Linked DNA regions of Homo sapiens: regions 1 and 3 are each linked to region 2. Evidence: chromatin loops called from intact Hi-C (ENCODE). Cell type or tissue: gastrocnemius medialis. All regions are shown on one strand. Links, peaks and the distances in the headings refer to the core of each region. The heading gives the core; the rest is flanking DNA. Region 1 overlaps SLC8A3 (solute carrier family 8 member A3). Region 2 holds the start of LOC105370552 (a long non-coding RNA gene). Region 3 holds the start of SLC8A3 (solute carrier family 8 member A3).

Region 1 (6,492 bases), core at 2,000-4,499, 210 kb before region 2:
ACTTTGGTGTCCACATGCATCATAAACCTCTTCCCATCACTTGGCTTTTAGAAGGGGCAATAGTACCTACAATGTGATCATCACCCTCCTCTCCACACCTGGGTTGTTTGTACCAGAAGTGAACATTTGACACAAAGCACCCAGTCCATAGGCACTGTGACTGCCTTCTACAAAGGATTCTGCCTTCTCAGAATGGCCCTCTGGAGATGGAGAGTTGACCATATTCTCTTGATAGAGAATTTGCACTCAGAGGAAAAGAGGGAAGTTCCAGTTCATTGTGGTGATCAAAGCTGTGAGGTCATGATATAGTGTCAGGGCTGGTGACTGTGCTGGGCTATGTGCAAGAAAATAAATCAGAGGAAGCACCTTGGGAGATAAAGGAAGAGGATGGGCCCAATGGGCAGAGGGAAGCAAGGGTGAGAGAGGCCAGGTGGCTTGGGGGAGGTAGGGAATGTGGGCTCAGTTCCTGATGGCTTTCAGGCTCCTACGGCCTGGCTGTGCCTCCTGCCTTGGGTTCCACAAGATCCTGCCACCAGGCCTTCGCAGTATTGCCCCTGTTCTTTGAACAAGTTTAGTGGGCTTCTTGATCACTTGCCCCATGTAGACTGTGAGTTCTTTTGTTTGTTTGTTTGTTTGTTTTGTTTTGTTTTAGAGAGAGTCTTGCTCTGTCGCCTAGGCTGGAGTGCAGTGGCACAATCTTGGCTCACTGCAACCTCTGCCTCCTGGGTTAAGCAATTATTGTGCCTCAGCCTCCTGAGTGACTGGGATTACAGGCATGTGCCACCATGCCTGGCTAACTTTTAAAAATTTTAGTAGAGCTGTTAGCCAGGCTTGTCTTGAACTCCTGGCCTCAAGCGATCCACCCACCTCAGCCTCCCAAAGTGCTGGGATTATAGGCATGAGCCACCATGCCCAGCCTAGACTGTGAGTTTCTTGAGGTCAGGAACTATGTCTTGCTCTTCTTTGTATCACCAGAGTGTCATTCAATATATTCAACATGCTCCTAAATTTTTTGTTGAATGAATGATGAGTAAATGAATGAGTGAAGACATGTCTGTTGGTAATAGGTGCAGGGCACTGTTTTCCTAGCTGGAGTCTGTCACGGCCAATGCCTTTCTGATACAGAAACCTCCTTCCTCCATAATTACCACAGCTTTTACTACTACTTACATCTTCCAACTTCGCAAAGTCCAGGTTTTGACAAGTGGCATTTTCCTGAAGTATTTTTGCTTAGAATATACTGGGTCTGACACATTGGCACCTGAGTGTGAGAGGAGGTGACACCTTCACCTGAGTCACGTCTCCTCACAAGAAGCCCACAGTGGCCCCCTGGACCTTTCACTGAAGAAACACAGGTAGAAGCAAGCTGTATGTAGAGAGATATAGTATAGCTTTTATTTTTTTTTTGAACCAACCCAACATTTCCACTGGCAACTGTCAACATAGCTTATGACATGAGCACTGTTTCTTTTTTAATTATTTTTTTCTTAAAAAATGTGTTTAAAATTAACAGGTGTTTTTTAATTTCTTCCCCCCCCCCCTTAGAAAATGTATTTATGTCAATGCAGAAAGCCTAAAGATCCGTGGGCAGTTTCGTGATGACATCTTATGTCTGTTTATTTGTGTGTTTGTGTGCGTGTTTTAAAGCCAGGTCCTTCCCACATTCGTTGAGAAAAGGTCTGTAGGGCACGGAGATCTCTTTCTCCAAAAACCCAGGCTCCAAGGGATTATGACAACTAAGATTCCTCTTACTGGAGCAAGAACTACCCCATAGGCTGGAAAAATAGCTTCATGAAGTTTAAGAACAAGCAGGAACATGGGAGAAATGAGGAATTCCAGTTCCTATCTTGTAAAAATGCTTTCATATGTGACCTGAGGGACCAGGAGAGGTGAAGGGAGCCCCTGGTTCTCTTATAAAATCTCTAAGTTTTTACACCACTTCAAGAAATATAGTCAGCCCTCTTTGTATAGAGCATTAGGAAGCAAGAGCGTGGTGAAGCTGACATTTCTCAGGCACATTGACATTTAAAATACAAACTTTTCTCTTAAAGATCTCACTGGTTGGACATCTCTTCTCTCCTGCCTCAGGTACAAAGCCAAAGATAATCAAGAAGGCCTGTATCCCTTTTGTTCTTCCAGTAGCCCTTTGTCGTCACACACCATTCCTATTTTTGTCCCATCTCTTCTATTTGGCGGGTCTTCCTGCAGAAGGATACACAAGTGGACACTGACACAACAAGACACACAGAATTGGAAAGGCTTGGGCAAAGAGGGACAATTGCTTTTTGTATCTGACTTGATTCAACATAAGCATAAAAAGCTCCTCCTGCTCCAGTTGAAGCTCCTGTAAGATCTTTAGTACCCTGCGTGGGTGAGTGAGCTTATTTCTACCCCAACACCATCACTCCTCCCAAGAACTCAGAGAAAACAGTGAGATGGGGAACTGGATCTTGATGGAGCCAAGAGGTGGCAGGAGAGCATGTGTCTAAAAATTCATGTTTCTCTCTGTTGGCTCGGACCTGGAATTCCTTTGTGGCACCTTTTTCACTCACTTCAGAAAAAAAAGACAAAACAAAATAATAAGCAAAACCTAATGGCAAAACGAAAGCAACCACAATAATGATTACAATGAAAAAAGAACCCCACCCCAGCCACATGAATGTGACTCATTTTCACGTCTTGTCAGCTGAGTGAGATAATAGGGACATATGGAATTGGGCAGAGAGGAGAAACCCTGCTTCCAAAGAAATGAGAGGCAAAGGAATAATCAAAAGATGGAATAGAAGGAGGCGAAAGGCTCTGACCTTTGCTTTGGGTCAGGGATATGAGGGGGAGATGGGGTGGAGGTGGATTTGTTGCTGTTGCTTGTTTGTATTCAATTAAATACTGTGTAAAGTCGGTGATTCCTCCATTGTTTGATTGATTAAGACTTTGCCCTTTCAGTTAATTGCCAGGGCCTAAGTTGGGTGAAGTTCCTGGGGCTTAGGTCCTGATGCTGCCTCTCCAGGGCAGTGCAGTCGGGAGAGATCACTGGTGGGGAAGTGCCCTTCTCTTAGGAGAAGTCCTAGGCCTGCCCTGCTGGAGGCTCTGTTGTGTGGCTTAGAACCCCTTGATGTAGCAATAGGCCTCTAGTGTGGCAAAGAGTATGTAGAGGAGCCACAGGCTCACAAAGAGCCATGTTGTGGCGAGCTTGCAGCCACGGGGGCCACCAAGCTCCCCTCCCAGGTGCGGCCGCCTTCGGTACAAGAGCACGCTGATGCAGACAAATGCAAAGATGGTGAAGAGGGTGACGGAGAAGGCCAGTGTGCCGGCCGACACGTGGAACTCCTGTCCCTGCAGAGCCCAGTAGATGGCGGCCACGGACCAGGCCAGGCCGATGCCCAGGAAGACATTGACGGCGTTGCTGCCCGTCACGTTGCCAATGGAGGCGTCTGCATATACATCCTGGAGGGCAGCAGCTTTGCTGGCAAACGTATCTGGAAAAGGACAAAGACACATGGGAACTGGTAGGAGGCTAAGGTGTGCAGGGCTTGTCTTCCAGTATGCCCAAAAAGCAGCTTGAGCTGGTGGGCTGAACCCAGGAATGAGAGACAAGGGCTAGGGGGCCACTCCTAACTCCTAGTTCTGCCGCAAGCAAGCCGTGTGGCCCTGGGTAGGTCACATCCCTAGTCTGGGCTTCCCATTCCTCATCTGCAGTGATCTGAAAGATTCTGAAGGGCTTTCCAGTTCTGATATTTACTGAGTGGGCTTATTGTTCTCCTTTGACTACTTTTTCAGTAAGGGAAGTTTGCCATCCCATAATATCTCCCCAGGGAACCTTGACACCCTGGGAAGCTGCTTGGAGTAGATGCCTGATTTTAACTGTCATATGGGGCATTTATTCACGAACCACCAACAGTTATTGAGCAATGCCTACTGATTGAGCACTGGGTGAGGTGCTGGATTTTGGGGACAGAGGACATGTTGGGGAACCATGATGGGGACATGCAGGGTGAACTGTGGACTCAAGGAAGACGGGGCTCTGTCTTTGTGGTTTATATATGTATCACAGGGCCTTGCAGGGTGTTTGACTTTAGATCTTGGCACAGATTGTAGATACAGGGAGGACTGTCAGAGACATCTAGCCCAATTCTTTTATTTTACAGGTAAGAAAAATAAGGGTCAAAGAATTTACCCAAGGTCACATAGGATGTTAGCAAGAGACTTGACCCTAAAGTCCTCATGTAAGGACCCTTTCCATACCTTCAACTATATCCAAAGAGCTTCAGCCAAAGCCACTAAATCAGATGAGTGGATCACAGGGTAACCTTCTTAAAGCCTCAAATGTTGTTAGCTGTTGTCTTGGCCAATTGCAAGGACTTGGAGATGCCCAAAGGTATCTGCCTGGCTTACCTCATTATTGCCATTTTTTTTAGATCTCCCAGAGAAAACCTCTTACCCTTTCTTGCCTATGGCCTTGTTTTTTTGTTTGTTTGTTTGTTTTTGTTTCTGTTGTTATTGTTGTTTTTTGCTTCTGATCCTCTGATATTTCTTCCCACCTCTATGCTTTCCCCCATATTTCCTCCCTCCCCTCTGATAGTTCAGGTCCCCCAAGGCTTGGAGAACAGAGATCACAGGGCATCTCATCCACAGGCCTTCCTGGGATCATCCATCTAATTTCCAACCTTCTGATGCATTTCCACGATAGCTAAATCTCTTGCATCACTAATGGACAAATAATACCGCTGGCCTGCGCTGGGGTTTTGGAAAGAGGTTTTCCTAGAATTTGATGTGAATTCAGCTACTCTCTTGAAGGATATGTTTGCTTGGTACAGGAAAGATTTCCCTTGGCCCAGCCAGAAAAGTCCTGTCTGATGAGATTCAGCCTAACTTCCCTGCAGGAGGATGTGCTCTGTTTCTTTCTGGGGCAACTGGGATGCCAGCTCCCTGGCAGAAGTTCAGAGTTCAGAGGCCCCAAAGCCCCTAACTGAATTAAGTAAAGAACCTGGGCTAGTGCAGCCCCTGTCTACCTGCTAACTCCTACATTCAGGCCCAACTTCCTTCCGTATGCAGTACCTTTTCTTTTTCTTCCTAGGATTTAACAAGATAACTTTAATTACAGTAGTTGAGAGTTGCCTCCTTCAGTAGATTATAAACTCCACGTGGAGAAGGAAGCATGTGTATCTTGCCTTTCACTATAGTCCCAAAAACTAGCACAATACTGTAACAGGCATAATAGGTGCTCAGTAAATATTTGTTCAATGAGTAAAGGAATGTCCGCTCCTTTCTGTTTGTCTCTGAGTGTTCCTAAGAAAAAGAAAGAGTATGTAATTCATCCTATAAAAAGATAAAAGCTGTGGAACTTCCTTTGGCTGTCCTGCTAGGAGATACTTTGTACTCACAGTGTCCTTCCAAGTAGAGGAGGCCAAGAATGTATGTGGGCATTTCTCCTTTGATATCTTTGAGCTGGCTAATCTTTAACCTCTCAGAGATCGCCAGAGGTAAATAGAAGGAGAACAATATCTACATTCTTTTAATTTCACTGTTTGTGGTCTACTCACATAATGTGGAGGTTAAGAAATTGGACCACTTACTTGGGCATGTAGCTTAACCTCTGTGGGCCTCAGTTTCTTTGTCTGTGAAGTGGGGATAATAACTTACCCTATTTAATAGGGCTTTGGGAAACATTACAGGGGGAAAATGTAAATGTGTAAATTGCTGAACACACATGGTGTCTGTCACATTGAAAGTGCTCAAGAAATATTAGCTGTCATTACTAATGTCATTATTCATCTCTTTGATTGACTTTTGTGCACTTTAAGGGCAGAGGCTCTGTTAAGTTCAGATCTGAGATGGTGTGGAAGATAATGAGATGGAGTCCAGGGGTCATTTGAACCAGGTAAAATCCTCTTTGCAAATTCAAGCACCTCTCACTCTCACCTGGGACAGAGGTGCCAAATGCCACGAAAACAACAGCTGTGACTGAATCTTTGAGACCAATGGTGCAGCCGAAGTGCGAGGCCAGGTCCCCAATGATGGCGGTGAGCATGCCAATGATGAGGATGGAGACGGCGAAGCAGGCCCAGCCGTGGCAGTACTCTGTGGGGGGCACACAGGCAAACAGCACCTTCCAGAAGACAGTCAGGAAGTGCATGACGTAGTCAAAGCAGGAGGGCAGCCTCTCCTCCCCGGATTCATCCTCATCCTCATCCCCTGCTGAAGGCAAGATAAACAGGCAAGAGAACGGGTAACGAAGTCAGATAATCATTCATGAGAAAGTCAAGCCCAACCCGCACCACAGGCATCATCCGCTAGAAGGGGACTCCAGCTGTCTTCTGGGCAGCTGGTGGGGGCCAGGGCCAGCGTGCCAGAAAATAGTGGGGAAACAATTTGGGCTGCCTCATAGGTCAATTTGAATGCAGGGCACCAAGGTAGAGTGGGAGAGAGAGGGCCAGGGAATAAGGAAGAGAAGAAAGAAGGAGATTAAGAGGGACAAGACAGTGGAGCAGAAAG
Region 2 (6,492 bases), core at 1,919-4,418:
GTGAGGAGCTTAGCACCTGGGCCAGCAGCTGCTGTGCTCGATTTCTCACCGGGCCTTAGCTGCCTCTCCACGAGCAGGGTTTGGGACGGGCAGCTAGCCATGCCTGGCCGCCCGCCGCCCGCCGCCCGCCGCCCGCCGCCCGCCGCCCGCCGCCCGCCGCCCGCCGCCCGCCGCCCGCCGCCCGCCATGCCTGAGCTCCCGCCCCCTGCCCGCCCGCCATGCCTGAGCCCCCACCCCCTCCCCGCCCGCCATGCCTGAGCCCCCACCCCCTCCCCGCCACCCCCAGCCCACTGCTGTGGACTCCTGCGCCGCCCGAGCCTCCTCGACGAGCACCGCCCCCTGCTCCAGGGCGCCCAGTCCCATAGACCGCCCGAAGGCTGAGGACTGCTGGCGCATGGCGCGGGACTGGCAGGCAGCTCCACCTGCGGCCCCTGTGCGGGATCCACTGCGTGAAGCCAGCTGGGCTCCTGAGTATGGTGGGGACTTGAAGTATCTTTATGTCTAGGTAAGGGATTGTAAATACACCAGTCAGCACTCTGTATCTAGCTCAAGTTTTGTAAACACACCAATCAGCACCCTGTGTCTAGCTCAGGGTTTGTGAATGCACCAATGGACACTGCATCTAGCTAATCTAGTGGGGAGGTGGAGAACTTTTGTGTCTAGCTCAGGGATTGTAAAGCACCAATCAGCACCCTGTTAAAACAGACCAATCAGCTCTCTGTAAAATGGACCAATCAGCAGGATGTGGGTGGGACCAGATAAGAGAATAAAAGCAGGCTGCCTGAGCTGGCGGTGGCAATGCTTCCCTGTCTCCTTCTGTACTGTGGAAGCTTTGCTCTTTTACTCTGCAATAAATCTTGCTGCTGCTAACTGTTTGGGTCCACGCTACCTCTATAAGCTGTAACACTCACCATAAAGGTCTTACAGCTTCATTCCTGAAGCCAGTGAGACCACGAACCCAGCAGGAGGAACGAACAACTCCAGACGCGCTGCCTTAAGAGCTGTTAACACTCACCGCAAGGTCTGCAGCTTCACTCCTGAAGCCAGAGAGACCACGAACCCAGCAGGAGGAATGAACAACTCCAGATGCGCCGCCTTAAGAGCTGTAACGCTCACCGCGAAGGTCTGCAGCCTCACTCCTGAGCCAGCGAGACCACGAACCCACCAGAAGGAAGAAACTCCGAACACATCCGAACCTCGGAAGGAAGAAACTCCAAACACATCCAAACATCAGAAGGAACAAACTCTGCACACACCGCCTTTAAGAACTGTAACACTCACCACCAGGGTTCGCGGCTTCATTCTTGAAGTCAGTGAGACCAAGAAGCCACCAATTCCGGACACAATATGAAGTAAGTTTTCCTATGTCTTTTAAAAATATATATTAATATATTTAATAAGAATTTATTACCTTTTCACTACCCTATTTGGTACTATTCTTATTCATTTTACTTTTTATTTTTAAAAACTTTTGCAGTGGTATGATTGTATATGGAAAGGTCAATGAAAAAAATTCACTCTTCCTAATCTGAAATGGCATGTTTATTTTCATTTATTTATTTTTACTGACATGACCATATAAGGGTTAGTGAAAGAAAATGTTCACTACTTAAAGTTTCCTGGCCATTAATTATTTGTTTCATTTCATGATTATTCCTCAAAATAACTTTGTCAGGTAGAGGAAGAAAAGTTAAAACATAATCCGCTCTGTCAAACACACGAGATAGAACACTAAGGCTTGATCCAAAAATATGTGGAGCCTATTTCCAAGGCAGTTCAGTTAACTTTTTCCACTCAGCCATGTGGGTTCCCACCTCACCCTCCTCTCTTCTTGCTGCTCAGTCTTTCCATTGTCCTCCTCACTGCCTCACCCAGCTCCTAAGTGCCGTTTTAATATGATGGATCCCATGATAGTAAAAGTGACTCTGGGGTGAATTCATCAGAAAGGGTTGCACTGGAAACTGAATGAAGGACTCTGCATCACAAACCAGGGGACCTGGAAAGAACAGAAGAGGATGCTTTGTCAGGTGGTCACCTTTCATAGTAGAGTGCTGGGCTCAATTTCCTGTTGGGAGGACTCTGAATGGGTCTGACCTAGATGTTTCCACAAACTTTTCACAAGGGCAGCCCTGTGAGGCGGAAAGAGAAGAGAGAGCCAGGAGGATTATGAGGTGGGAGAAGAAAAGAAAGCTTGAACAAAATGCGCCATAAGAAAAGGAAGTGCCTTTTCAAAAATGCAATGAGACAAATTCCTCTTTTGCGAATGCTTTCTCATCCTGGGGGGTTAAGACGGGGTGATGGGGTGCTATATATCCAAATTGGAGCAAAATGACTCAGAAAAAGTAAGTGTTTCTGGATCAAGGATACTCATGGAAATTCAAAAAAAGAAAGGCAATAAATATGTCAATAAAGTATTCAAAATCACTACAATTTTAGAAATATATAAGTCAAATTGACGAAGATTGAAAATAAACTATCAAGTGTTCACATCATAGATAAGCACCTAAGTGTTTTAATTAGATATATAATAGTATACCCTTTGAGCGGAATTTTATCCAGTAATTTAAAATTTCTATGTTATCAAACATTTCAGGACGTAGAAAATAGATTCAAGTAAAAAAAACTACTAAACATTACGTTATCCCTTATGCTTACCAAAGTGACTGGAAAGATGTATTTTGAAGTAGAAAGAAAATCTCTATCCTCTTCTTTCACTCTCCCTTCTCGCTCTTCCCCCCACCCCCATACATTTCAATCCCAAGGAGGAGCGTCTATGTTTTGTCAACTTCTGGAATACTGTCTGGGCTACCGTTGGCAGTCATTGCGTATTAGAAAGGCATATTGTAACTACCCCTCTTGCTTCCTATCGTCCCCATGTGGTAGGATTGGCAAACTGAATCCAGGCCCACTTGGACTAAACACTTACTGGTTCACTTAATCTCTCCTTTGTGCTCATAATTGGTTAGGCCTCCTATACCCTGTCGTGAGTCAGAGAATGGACGATCCCAAGAAATGGAATTAGGCCTGGGGAGAGGTGGAGACTCTACTAAGTTTCTAGGCAACAGGTGCCTTGGCTACCCCTCAGGTATTTAAGGTCCAAGCTGTCTAAATCACAAAGGGAGGGGAGGACATCTATAAATCCAACCAATTGGCCGGGCACGGTGACTCAAGCCTGTAATTCCAGCACTTAGGGAGGCTGAGGCACGCGGATCACGAGGTCAGTAGATAGAGACCATCCTGGCCAACATGGTGAAACCCCGTCTCTACTAAAAATACAAAAATTAGCTGGGTGTGGCCGTGCGCGCCTGTAGTCCCAGCTACTCGGGAAGCTGAGGCAGGAGGATGGCGTGAACCCGGGAGGCCGAGCTTGTAGTGAGCCGAGATCGTGCCACTGTACTCCAGCCTGGGTGACAGAAAAAGACTGTCAAAAATGATAATAAATATATATATATATAAATAAAATCCAATCAACTGCTTCAAGGTAGGAAATAAAAGTTCAAGCCCTGGAGGCTTTTAGGGTGAGGAGACATTTTCTACTGAATCCTTTTGTAGCTAGACTTTGTTCAAAGGGCAATGAAAAATGATAGTTAAAAAAAAACTTTTTGTTTATCCTGGACCTATTTTTTCTTATTTTGATCCGAGCACCATGGCTTCTTCCACTCAGGTTTTTGCCTTGTATAAAGCTAAACCCTTTCCTGGCTTAGCAGTTGTCATATGGCATAAGCCCATCTGATAGGAGCACTGCATTCCTCCGTCCATAGTATTTTATTAAGAGAAAAACATGCACACAAAGAGAAGATGTTTCCTTGGAACTGTGTACCATGTGAGAAACACCGACACAAACTGCAATGCTAAAGTCTGTAAAATCTGTGCAAGTAAAAATCACCTATAGAGACGCCACTGAGGGCCGGGCAGTGTCTCAAGCCTGTAATCCCAGCACTTTGGGAGGCCGAGGTGGGTGGATCACCTGAGGTCAGGAGTTTATGACCAGCCTGGCAAACATGGAGAAATCCCGTCTCTACTAAAAATACAAAAACTAGCCGGGTGTGGTGGCGCGTGCCTGTAATCCCAGCTGCTCCGGAGGCTGAGGCAAGAAAATCACTTGAATCTGGGAGGCGGAGGTTGCAGTGAGTCGGGATCGTGCCACTGCACTCCAGCCTGGGTGACAGAGCAAGACTGTGTCGCAAAAGAAGAACGAAAAAGAAGCCACTTAAAATAAGAGGTTGAGGACACTTGTGGAATAGGAAGTAGGAATATGAATAGATCAATATATAGTACATAATAAGAGATGTCATAATATTAATACTAATATTGCTAATAGTAAAATAAACATTCTTAAAGTGTATTGGGCTTTGGATACTAAAATTTGATCACTGTCAGAAGACTGGTTACAGGTCAAACTAGTGGTGTTTTTCTGACTTCTCTTGAGTGGAGAAGGCTTTTCTAGGGCACAGGTCAGGTGGCTAATAACAGAGTAGGATGATTGGTGCAGGATCTGCTCAAGTGGAATGCTTAGTTTTGAATGTAAAAAGCAGAAACATCAATGATGTCAGCAAAGGCAAATTCTAGGAAGTATCAAAATATGAAAACTCAGAAAGCTACATTTGTGTTCAACTCTGGTCAATTTTTGGTTTATAATGAAAAAGACAAAGGTCAGACTCTTGAGTACAATCTAGATTCAAGTGGGGGCAAAAACAAGGAAATGGACAAAGTAATAGAGGGTCAAGGTAATTGCTTAGAACAGGAAATGCTAGAGATTCTTCTTAAAGGATCAAAGCCAGATCTATTCCTGGATAGATCAGTGTAGTTTAAAGCTCTGTGAAACAAACACCAGCTCTCTAATGGTCTTTCTAGTGTAGTTGTTTAAAAATAACAGAATAAATGATAAGAAAAAACAAAATTTGGAAAACTGGACTTCCATATTTGGCACTATGGCAGACAACATGTCCAGTTCCTAGCTCACGCAGCAAAATAATTCAAAATTCTACATGAATTTTTTTCACCCTCCCAATATTTTAATTCAATTTTAATATAAAATATTGGGAGGGTGAAAAAAATTATGTGCTATGATAAGGTAAGGGAAATTCTCGAAGACCAAAAATGGAATAAAAGCAGGAACCCAGAAAGGAAAGCGACCCTGAAGTTGGTACCTTCTCTGAGGCATCTGTCCCTCCCTGGTGAAATTGAGCTTATATTTTGATGGCTGCATAAAATGATGGGAACAGTAGGCAATGTCTCAGCTTTGCCAAGGAGGAGATGTTGTTAGGAGAGCCATAGGACAAAAACAGGGTAAATGAAAAGAAAATATAACCTACAGATGAAGATAACAAGGAAAACCACCTTTTACCTTTGATGGTGGGAGAAGAGGAGACAAATTGCCTGTGTTTCCCTACACGTATAAGCTAGACTTTGTGCCATTTAGGGGAATAAATTGATACCACTTATATGGCACCAAAAACTTTGAGCAATATCTATTTTGAAGGGATATTGAGTTGTGATATTTTCAAAGCATGGACGTAAAAACATGCAAACTCTCTCTGGAAAAATACATTTTCAACTTAGGCCTCATAAAATTCCCACGAGTTTTTGAATATTACAAAATACAGAAGGAAACAAAGTCCCATTGATAAGTCAACAATAAAAACAATAGCAGAATGAAACTTACAAATAATTCTGCTGCCCCTATTATCAGATAGAATATTATAAAAATATGTTTTATAATTTCAACAAGAGAGTATTGGAGGTTATTAGTAACAAACAATAACAATGGCTAGACAGTTTTTTTGAAAATCAAATAGAACTTGAATTGTACATATATAATCAATGTGTACATTTAAATAATATATAAATATATATACATTCAATATACATAGAAACAAAAAATGAAAATGTGTAATGGCAGATTATATACAACTAAAAACAAAATTAGTAAACTGACACATAGTTCTTCTTTTTTTCTTGAGACGGAGTCTCACGCTGTCGCCCAGGCTGAAGTGCATTGGCATGATCTCAGCTCACTGCAACCTCTGCCTCTCGGGTTCAAACGATTCTCATGCCTCAGCCTCCCGAGTAGCTGGGATTACAGTTGTGTGCCACCATGCCCAGCTAGTTTTTGTATTTTTAGTAGAGATGGGGTTTCATCATGTTGGCCAGGCTGGTCTCAAACTCCTGACCTCAAGTGATCCACTCGCCTTGGTCTCCCAAAGTGCTGAGATTACAGGTATGAGCCACCATGCCCGGCCCTGACACATAGTTCTAAGGAAATTATACAGTATAGAGAAAAAGCAGGCAAAGAGATAAATAACGCAAGATAGGTGAAAAATCCCTAGACATTAGAGTAAGATCTATCTTACATCTAATCAAAGTTTCAGCACAGAATTGACAAAGGCAATAATCCTAGATATGAAGTCTGAAAGTTTTCCAGATTGATGAGAGACAAGATCCTACAGATTTAAGGTTTCCAAACCCCAAAATGGATAAATTAAAGATCTT
Region 3 (4,674 bases), core at 38-2,537, 69 kb before region 2:
CAGGGGCTGGAGAGTGCAGCACTGGAGAAACCCTCCTTCTCCCTCGCCCCCTTGGCCCCAGCGGTGGGTGCTCTGGGGCTGCAGCTCCCGACCCGCGGCGGTGGAGTCCCGAGATTGGGGTGAGCGCGTGCGTGCGTATGTGCACGCGGGCGCGCGCCGAGTGGATAACGCGCTTCCCTGCTAGCCCCCAAACCCGGCGGACACTCACAGCACCAGAAGCACAACACGCCCTGGCCCAGGTGGCACACATATGCCGACATGCATCCAGCACACACAACACAGCAGTCAGTCTCCCCAAACAGCACCCGCTACCAACCCAGCATGCTCACGATCCAACTGTACCCACCTGCCCAGGCATCTCTCTCTGCCCCTCCCCACCCGGCGGCACCCTCCTGTAGACACCCACTCTGCCAGATCTGCCCCCCCAACACTGCATACACAATGTACACTTTCCGGGGCACCCTCACCCCACTTCTCCTGGCACTAAATCCACAGGAAGGCGGTTCATATGAATGATCTTGAGAAATAACTTAACCCCGTTACTCACAATCAGGGATCCTCTTAGGGGCATCCCAAGCCCCCCAACCTCTACCTCCCATGTCTCGGCTGCCCGCTAAGGGGGAAGGGCAGGAGGCTCACCCCATTACTCACCGTTTCCTCTCGGCCTCCCGAGCGGAGTGGGCAAGGGAGGGGGGTGAGGAAGGTACGCGATGCCCCCGCCGCCCGGCGCCTCACCGGTCGCAGCGGCTCATCGCCCCCGCGGGCTGCCCGCCGGCCGCAGCCGCGTCCGGGGCATGTCAGTCCGCCGCCGCCGCCCTCCCGCCGGGGTTCGTGGGCTCGCAGCTGTCAGGGAGCTGCGGGGCAGCGCATCTGGAGCGCGGGGTCTGGGAGGGAGGGTGTCTGGGGCCAGGGCGAGGGGCCCCGGGAGGGGTCCTTCCGCACGGATTTCAGAAAGAGGGAAACCCCGACCCAGAGCGGTGACTGGAATCTACGCCCGGGAGAGGCCCGGAGTCCCGGCCGCGGGCGGCGGGGGATTCCTGCAGGAAGGGGCAGGAAGGCAAGCAGCCCGGCGCGCCCTGGCGGCTCCGAGGGACCTGGGCTCGGGCTTGCGGTCGCGTCGCCTGGGCTTTCCCTGGGCTGGGAGCGCGCCGGGTCTCCGCCTTGCACGCTGTCACCGCGGGAGACGTCTCGGCCTCGCCGCGCGCAGAGGGGACGCGCGGAGAGGCTGGTTTCTGGGCGAGCGGAGAGCTTTGCCCATTAAGCTGCCGGAAGAAGCCAAATCAAAAAGCCAATCTCCAAGCCTCCAAACGGAACGTCACCCTATCAGCTGGGAGACAGCGCCGCACTGACTGACAAGCCGCGCATATTTATCCTCGCGCGCGGAGGGGAGACTCTCAGAACGCTCCTCGACCAGCAGCGAGGAAGTCGAGCCCGCATCCCGCATCCCGCATCCCGCATCCAGAGCCCCCGAGGGACGAATTCAGATCCAACCCCTGCCCCGCGGCCACCCACCCTAGTCGTTGGAGCCTGGCGCCCGCGCCTCCCGGCCGGCAGCACGTCAAAACGGCGGCGCGTCCTGACCTGGATTCCGCCGAGTTGGGAGCTCCAGGCAGCAGGCGGGCGCGCGGCACCGGCTTTCCCCTTGTCCTCAGGAGACGCTGCCTGCAATTCCGAAATTAAGTCTCCACCAAACACATCTGTGGTTTTTAAATATAGCAGGGAACTATTACCCAGGCAGGGTCCACCCAGGCCTAGGGGAGGAGTTGAGGGGGATGGAGATTGGCAGCGGAGGGAAAAGAAAACTCCTTTTTTCCCCCTCTTTTTTTCTTCTCTTCTTGGTGCAGAACCCAGCCTGTCATTTTCTCAACCCAAGTCAAACAACAGTTTGTGAGAGACGCTTGGGTGAGCTCTGGTATGTTGGCTTTTCGGGTTTCTAAAGCTAAAAATAAGAGGGGGCTGCCTCCCAAATTGCTGCTTACTCTGGGCCTGGAGGCTGGAAGAGAGCTGGTCCTTTGATGCAGCAGCGGGACTAGGGCTTGGGGCTTGGCTCAGGCGAAGTGTACACACGTAGCCTTAAATCAGATGCCTGTAATTTCTGCTATATTTGTCAGGCTTGGTCCTAGAGGCATGCGGGGTGGGCAAGCCACTCCTAAGAATGGGGTTTCAAGCCCTCAGCTTATCGGTGGCATTAGGCAGATCTAAAATGAGCCTGGTGGCTGGCCTTCTGTAGCGACACCAGTGCAGAAAAGTCAGAATGTAAGGGCAGGAAGTTGTTCTCTTTCAGGCCTCTCTGCTGCCTGAGGCTAAGTGTGAGGGGCCAACAAATGATAATAATACTTACCAAATAGCAGCACCTTTTAAGGGCCAGGAGTGGTGCTAGTGAATTTGATTGTATTACCTCATGCCATCCTACTAAAACTCTGTGAGCTAGGTACAATTACCAACTCCATTTTTTTGTTGAGGAAATTGAGCCTTAGGTTAAATAACCATCCCAAGGCCACGTGCAGCAGAGCCAAGGATTGAAATAAAATGCAACCAACCGGAGTTGTGCTGAGACGTCAACAGTGTGTGTGACTCCTGAGATCCCTGGCTCCTTTGCCCGGCTGCTCTGGAGCAAGGCTTGGTTCAAACAGATTAAGGGGGTGTAGAGACTAGGGAATCTCTAAGCCTGAGATGGCAGGAGGTCTTTGCTGGTCCTTTGACTCAGTGTTCCGTTAGCAAGCTGTGTGGTGGTTTCTGGCCTGAGTCCGGAGTCAGAATCCTGGATGTGCTCAGTAGGAGCAGTAGGAGTGCTTTCAGACCCCTGAACCTTTATGGGTCTTGAATTTCATTTAAAGTTAGGGCTGGGACTGACTTTGAAAGGTTTCAATAGCTTCTAAAGTTGTGGGATCTCAGGATATGTCAGTTACTGGGACTTACCTTGTGTCTGCTCCCGTGGAGAGTCACAATGCTGAGTCTACACATTGAGAGTCTACAGTAGAGACAAAGAGATGGCTAATGGGCACCTAAATTGATAGAGTTTTTAGGTAGGGCAATTTTGAAAGATACATCAAATTCCTTAAAAACGTGAATGCCTGTGACCCAGTAATTTTACTGGAAGAAATTTATTCTATGGCAATCATTAAGGATATGCTCAAATATTTAGTTACAAGGATATTCATGGTAGTGTTTTTAAGAGTGAAAAATTGGAAACATCTTAATTTTCCAACACAACAAATTGGTGAAGTAAACATGTTTTGTTGACATAATGCTGTATTCTACCACTGTAAAAATACAGATGCAGCATTCTGTGTACTGGTGTGGAAAGGTTTTTATAATATATCGTAGACAGAGAGAAAAAAAACCCCAGAACACAGTGTAACACAGCATGTGCGGGGGTGGCGGGGTGGGGATGAATGCCCTGGCAGCATAAAAACCCCAAAATGGTAGTGGTTATCTCTTGGTGGTGGGATTTCTGGTGATTTTGTTTCTCTTTGTATCAATCAACTTTATTGAGGTGTAATTTACATACAACAACTCACCTTTTTTCTGATCTATGCTTTATGAAGGCATCAAAAGCAAGGTCTAGTGCACAGGCTAAATGACTATCTCAGTAGTGAGGAACATGAATCTGCAAAACTATCCCAGTAGTGAGGAACATGAATAATATTTCAAGATACCTGCAAAAACTAACTGATGATATTAAAATATCTGACATTTCTAATGGAGATAAAGTTACAGGTATCCAAACATCACTACTACTACTAAAAACTCACCTGTTTTAAGTGTATAGTTTGAAGAGTTTTTATACAAGTACATACATGTAGAGCAACAACCTCAGTCAAGACATAGAACATTTTCATCTCCCCCAGAAGTCCTCTCAGGCCCCTTTATACTCATCCGCTCTTCCCACAGGCAACTATTGATCTGCTTTCTGTCACTGTGGCTTAGTTTTGCTTGTGCCAGAATTTTATTTGTTTGCTTGTTAATATCTATTGATATATTTTCAGTGAACATTACCTATTCACTAAAACTGAACCAGCAACAACAACAGAATTGGTCATGTCATTTTTTTAGAACTACCAAACAAAACAGACAGGAACCTTGTCTTCCTCTTGTCACCTGTGACAGGGCAATGCTGCGGGGAGGAAGGCAAGAGGTGCCAAAGCATGTTCAACCAACGCTGTCGGCAGAGCTGACTTGCGTAGGTTCCTCTGAGTTCTAGGTAGACTGAAATAGCAAAGCCCAGCTCTGCATTCTGAGCCTCAGTGTCCTCACCAGTAAAATGGGAATAATAATAATTATTATTATTAATAATAATAATAATTATTATTATTATTATTAATTATTATTATTAATAATAATAATACCCACCTCGTGAGGTTGTTGTGAAGCTTCAGTGAGATTACAGTTTCTGGTACAGACCAATCCCCAAATATATATCAATTCTCCTTCTCCCCTACTTTTGTTCTCCCCCAACCCTGCTTCTCTCCCATCTTAAGTTCTACAGCCAACCTTCACGTGGCCTATGAAGTCTCAGACTGCTTTCAACTCTGGACATTCTCACTTCTTTTTTTCTCCCCACTACATGCATACAGGGTTGGAAAACATTAAATGTAATGACACCGTACTTGCATTTCTGCCATTGTTACTTATATCTAGCTGTACTGGAACCCAAGGAGATGTTCACAAGGA

What was found. Hi-C counts contacts between places; a loop is a spot of excess contacts. Peaks named below come from ENCODE experiments on the same cell type or tissue, not always from the same donor. Only the 100,000 strongest peaks of a DNase experiment are listed, where the experiment ranks them.
Region 1: a loop joins it to region 2, with 14 times the contacts of the local background. A loop is called at or near these places in 7 of 110 quality-filtered maps.
Region 3: it touches region 2 in a loop (2.7-fold over the local background); 2 of 110 quality-filtered maps call a loop at or near these places.

What each region holds. Positions count from the first base shown.
Region 1 is chr14:70,042,848-70,049,339 of GRCh38, forward strand. It overlaps SLC8A3 (solute carrier family 8 member A3), which reads right to left. Exons shown (of 7, transcript NM_182932.3): 6 at 5,920-6,195; 7 at 1,368-3,476. The coding sequence ends at 3,100. Among named protein-coding and RNA genes, the nearest start is that of SNORD169, 68 kb to the left of the region's middle. In gastrocnemius medialis, for the core only: a CTCF peak has its summit at 3,344 (motif pointing right); a DNase peak (open chromatin) is centred at 3,394.
Region 2 is chr14:70,254,838-70,261,329 of GRCh38, forward strand. It overlaps LOC101928046 (a long non-coding RNA gene), which reads left to right. Exons shown (of 7, transcript XR_007064236.1): 1 at 1-505; 2 at 928-1,352. LOC105370552 (a long non-coding RNA gene) reads right to left here and starts at 3,029. Exons shown (of 2, transcript XR_943992.1): 1 at 2,927-3,029; 2 at 1,525-1,996. RefSeq lists a silencer at 1-109. In gastrocnemius medialis, for the core only: a CTCF peak has its summit at 2,871; no DNase peak of the experiment used is centred there.
Region 3 is chr14:70,187,728-70,192,401 of GRCh38, forward strand. SLC8A3 (solute carrier family 8 member A3) reads right to left here and starts at 1,224. Exons shown (of 7, transcript NM_182932.3): 1 at 652-1,224. It also overlaps the pseudogene LOC646548. RefSeq lists silencers at 659-798, 869-1,198. In gastrocnemius medialis, for the core only: no CTCF peak of the experiment used is centred there; DNase peaks (open chromatin) are centred at 214, 664 and 1,324; H3K4me3 peaks cover 2,311 bases; H3K27ac peaks cover 2,304 bases.